Linked DNA regions of Homo sapiens: region 2 is linked to region 1. The links are chromatin loops, found by intact Hi-C in ENCODE. Cell type or tissue: breast epithelium. All regions are shown on one strand.

The links. Hi-C counts contacts between places; a loop is a spot of excess contacts. Peaks named below come from ENCODE experiments on the same cell type or tissue, not always from the same donor. Only the 100,000 strongest peaks of a DNase experiment are listed, where the experiment ranks them.
Region 2: a loop joins it to region 1, with 6 times the contacts of the local background. A loop is called at or near these places in 105 of 110 quality-filtered maps.

What each region holds. Positions count from the first base shown.
Region 1 is chr18:79,527,838-79,530,337 of GRCh38, forward strand. It overlaps NFATC1 (nuclear factor of activated T cells 1), which reads left to right. Exons shown (of 10, transcript NM_001278669.2): 10 at 1-1,486. Among named protein-coding and RNA genes, the nearest start is that of NFATC1, 130 kb to the left of the region's middle. In breast epithelium, a CTCF peak has its summit at 1,113; a DNase peak (open chromatin) is centred at 1,138; H3K27ac peaks cover 258 bases.
Region 2 is chr18:79,378,052-79,380,551 of GRCh38, forward strand. It overlaps ATP9B (ATPase phospholipid transporting 9B (putative)), which reads left to right. Exons shown (of 30, transcript NM_198531.5): 30 at 1-232. Among named protein-coding and RNA genes, the nearest start is that of NFATC1, 17 kb to the right of the region's middle. RefSeq lists an enhancer at 802-1,352. In breast epithelium, a CTCF peak has its summit at 1,106 (motif pointing right); a DNase peak (open chromatin) is centred at 1,110.

The sequences.
Region 1 (2,500 bases):
CCACCGTGCAGGGGCCTTTCATGGGAACGGCCCACACGCAGTTTGACCCCACGCCCAGCCCTTCTGGCACCCCTGGGGTTCAATACTGGAAGTGCCTTATTTAACCAGACCATCAGGGCATCATAGAATTGAGCATTGAATTTGCTACTGTAGGAGTATTTTTAGGAGCAGAAACTGCAAACACATTTCATTGTGAGGTTTTACCCTCTGTATGAATGAAGAGAACGCTGGAAGGCTGCGAGAGGACTCTAGTATGAGTCTCCAACATTTGGAACGTTTCCTGGGCTGTCACGTACACTCCTGCTGCCTTACACAGTGCATTTTAGAATCTTCCAGTCTGTCATCTCAGCTCTTTTGTAACATGCTTCCCTTGTCTGCGCGGTTGAAACCGTAGGCTTGTTCATAGTCGCATGCTCGCATCTTTGTTTTTAATCTGGCTTCGAACATAGCACAAGTAACTTGAATAGCACATCAATAGGTTACTGGACAAAAGCAGAAAAACCTGTTACAGGATAGCCTGCATTTGCATGTGTGTACATATCTAGGCATCTATTTATGTATAAATAATAACAGAGCCGACGTGTCCTCGCCCAGGAGGGCTTCCCTGTCAGCAATAACCGGCATCCGTTTTGGAACCTGCGTCTGGGGCTCCAGTCGCTGCTCTTGCTGGCGTCCATCGCCGCCTCGGACGGCCGTGCATTTTCTCGTCTCACGCAGTTCGAGGAGGACCCTAGAAAGCCAGGAGCTGTGATTGACAGTAGCTGTAGGTTACCAGACGGCAACATTAGAAAGTGATTGTAAATAACATGCAACCTAAGTGTAATATATTTGTTCAGTTATAAGATGATTGTTTCACAGAAGCCTTACCACTCTCTGCTTCATCTAAGAAAACCAATACCAAAAACGCCACTTTAATGCTCAGCCCTGCGTTGTGTGTTTTCAGATGAGTTACTGTTAACAGGTAGGTTTGTGTAGGCCTTGCTGGGCACTCTGTACAATTAGTTGCTTATTACGTATGATTACTCACAGCGATCTATTGTTCCATATAACCAAAAAGCATGGTTTATTCATTGAAACACGGTTGACCTGAACTCGTGCCTTAGGAATTAATGCCCCCTTATGGAACCTGCCTGAATTGCACCTGCGGGTGGAGGCTCCGGCTGTGAAGTCACTGAACAGAACGTCGCTGATGGAGAAAGGGCTCCCGCAGAAGGAACGGCCTGTACCGTGCGCTCCGGCACAATCGCGTCTCTTGTGTCTCACTCACGGAAAGAAACAACCTGAAGGCCATCCCGTCGGTCTGCACGTAACCGTGAAGACGTGTGGCCGCGTCCCACCTGCGGCTGGGTACCCTGCACCCGGCACTGTAGGAGTCACGTGCAGCCTTTCTCAGGGGACTGTCATTGAAAAGGAAACGTTTGATGTCTGTGTCAGCTGTCTTTGTAGTTAGGAAATAGATCCAATAAAGCCGTATTTTTTTGCTGGACAGGCGTAGTCTGCGAGTGGTTCATGATACGCGTGGAAGATGCCGCTTTGTTCTCAGAGTGTGTTTTCAGTGGCGTGTACTTGGATCGTCTGTGAAATGAACCTCGTGTTGGGAAGGCTGTGTAGACGCGGCCATTCGCCGTTGGAAGGGCATCTTGCCAGTAGAGCTGTTCCCTTTCTTCTATGTTTAGGTAAAAACCTGCCGTAGAAATTTGCGAGACGCCGGATAGTTCCCAGGCCCTGTAACTGAAGCAGCTCAGAAATGTTCATCCGGGCGAGGTGGAGAAGGAACTCCTGCTAGTGCCAAATGTTTTTGCTCAGAGGAATATCCTGGGTGAGGCTCTGGCCACACACACAGTCACACGCCATTTGACAATCATCTGGCGAGGAAACGTGTGGAAACCCACAGGTTCTCACCGTCTCTCCCCGCTTCTTAAAGCTGCTCTTCCCCTTTTCCCCACCAAAGCTCCCTACTTCACGTTTGGGTGGGAAAATATTACCTGGCCATGAGTTAAAATATGAAACTTGGAACTTCTACAGTAATTATTGTTCTCATCTTTCAGGAACATTTTTCATTTAGGACTTTATAAAATGCAAGAATTCTGATTTCTTTTGCTCAGAGGTGTACAGATTGAGTTAAAGGACTAGGGAAGTCATCACCACCTAAAGCGATTAGTAAGCATCTATCCCCCAGTTTTCTGCGTTTGACAATATCTGAAGTGAGCCTGAGAACGTCGTCGAAGGTCCCGCGTGGGGTGGCGTGAGGAGAGCACAGAGGCCGGCGTTTGGGGGAGCTGGGAGGAGACCTCACAGGCATCAGGAGCCCTCGGCTCTCCGAGTAGGGGAGGTCCCGCGTGGGGTGGCGTGAGGAGAGCACAGAGGCCACTGTTCTGGGGGGAGCCCTCAGCTCTCAGCAAGTAGGGGAGAGCTGGTTAAGCCCTTGCTTTTCTCCAACTGGCCCCAGTCGGGGCCTAACAGAGCCTTGGACTGTTCAACCCGGAGGCGGCCAGCACGC
Region 2 (2,500 bases), 150 kb before region 1:
TTCTGCAGTTCCCTCATATTCAGATTCTTTCTTTGATGTTATAACACAAAGTCATTCCTACTCAAATGTAATAAAATTGAGGCTCCACGGAGGCCCGTGTCCACATCAGCTGCAGCTCCCACTCAGACAGACGGCCTGCCCCACAGCCTGCCCTTTGCTGAAGATACCCTCGCTTTATACTTGCATTTCGCTTTTCAGTAAAAACAGTCAAGTTACTGAGTTCTCACATAAAGAGCTCTTCTCACACACTCTAAAGGCAAGTTGCGTAAACAGTGGCGTTTCCGAACGCAATTCCATTGCGGCCACCAATGTAAATCATTGCCCAGAGACTTTGCTGCTAGCATGCGTGTCCTTCCCATCCTTTTTCTATTTGCAAAATCACACTCGAACACCATTTCTATATATAGAGATCAGCTGTCCTGTAAAACTCAAATCCCCTAAGATGGCCCACTTGCCTGGTCATGGGTTTCCTATTTTATTTGGCTGGAAACAGGCACCGATTGAGGTGGATGAAAGCCTGTGCGGCTGCCCCGCTGCATTCATGGTGTCGCCCAACCAGACCCCTCGCTTCTGGGAAGCTGGGAAGGTCTTTGGGGCCAGGAGTTCGTTTTCTCAGTTGTGTCCTGTGCCTGGGGTGTTCCTCGAAACCGGTGTGTTGTGCCGTCGTCTGCAGCCATGCCTGTTCTTGGAGGCCTCAGCAGAAGTTGGTCAAACGCCAGGCCTCTTGTCTCAAAGGAGAGTTTCTCCGTATTTTCCACGCAGGCGGCAGCCTCCGCCAGGAGTTTCACCTGTTCATTTTCTTCCGCGTCGTTTCCCATCAGGGTGGGCCCCGTCACCTGAAATGCTGGCGGAGCTGTGTGCGTGGGGTTCCGAAGGCGTTTCACCAACCAGCGGAGGGACTGCCCAGCACCCACCCGCCCTCCCCCGCAGCTTTTCAGAGGAGAAAATAGGCACAGAGAGCAATCAAGCTGCCTTTCTTCCCGATACCGCATCAGCGCCTGTTGAATGGAATTCCTCTGCCGTCATCTGTCGGCGCTGGAGCATCCTGAGTTTCCGGACGGGCCCGGCCCTGCGAGGGCGCGATTTCCTGCGCTCCCACAAGGTGTCGCTGGCGTCCGCTCGGTGATGTGGGCGCGTCTGGTCGCTGCCGGAGGCTGCCTGGGAGTTTCCCTTCTGTGCCCCGAGTTGGTGTCTCCTGGAAGTCACGTCCTGGCTGGGGCTGACTTGGATTTCACCTGTCTTTTCGCTTCTGCCGCAGCAGTTTGCGTTAGGGGCATTGGGACGGTAGAAATCTTAAGTCCACAGCCAGCAGCTCAGGAGATGGGGTCACACACTCAGGCCTCGGGGGTGGAGGCCAAGGGCAAATCAGAGGCTGCTCCCCCGTGCACCTTTAAAAGTAAACCACCCACCTGTGAAACTGACTAATAGAATAATAACATTGTCGATAACCTCAGAAAAGCTGAACCCCTGAGCCTTTGGGAATAACACTGCAGTACAGCTTTCAGATACAGAAACGACCAGCCTTCGATCAGTTGGATCCTGATTGGGAGACAGTTGAAGATTTGTCTCAAGAAATCGAGATGTATTAAGGGCAGGTAGAGACTGGAGGAGGAAGGGGTCTTTTCCTCCGTAAACGAAAATCACCCCCTGCGGGGGCTGCTGCTGTGAGGGTTAAATGAGATGCACAGGGCGTTCCCAGCAGACGACGGGCATGCAGCAAGGCAATCAGAACGGGGTCTGTGACACGGATTTTCTGCTAAAGAAAATAATAGCCCACTAAAGGGTCATTAGATCGGCATTAGATCTAGTTCCAGCTCTAGTTCAGGAGCCAGCTCGGGTCAGGCGAGGGGTGGAGAGGCTGTGTTTCCACCTGCTTGCGGCGTAACCTCATCGCTTTTTAGGTTCTGGACCTGTGTCAGCCCTAGAAATTCTGAGCCGGCCGTACAGCCCCAGAGGCCTTCAGGAGGGCGCCCAGCCTGGGGAGAGCATTCTGCATGTGTGGAGTCGGCGGTGCTGCATGAGCAGGAGCCCATTCCTCGCTTCTGCGTGTCATGGGCAGCGTCCAGTGCCGCGCTGGCCCCGTGTTTCTAGGTTTACATGTAGAGGCGTGACCCTCACGGTCCTGTCCGCGGCCCGGAATAGCTGGTCACAGGAAGGTGCGTGCTGCGGAAGAACCAGCAGGGCCCGCAGCCTCGGGAGACTCCTTGGAAAGGGGAGGTTGAAGCCGAGACCGGGAAGATACAAGCAAAGCCTGTCATCAGAGCAGCTCATGCTCAGACCCGAGACTGGGGCCTGGTGCTCTGGGGTGATGAGAGCAGAGTGCCAGCCGCTCAGCAGGGGCGGCAGGCAGGCGAGGATTCGCTACTGCTTTCCATAGTCTCATCCGATTCCAGTTCAGTGACGGCCAGGCCTTGAGGGCCGCACTGCGTTCCTGGAGCCCATAAGTCTGTACCCCCGATGGCCACCACCAGTGCCTTCCTCTCCTGTGAGGGCCCAGCAG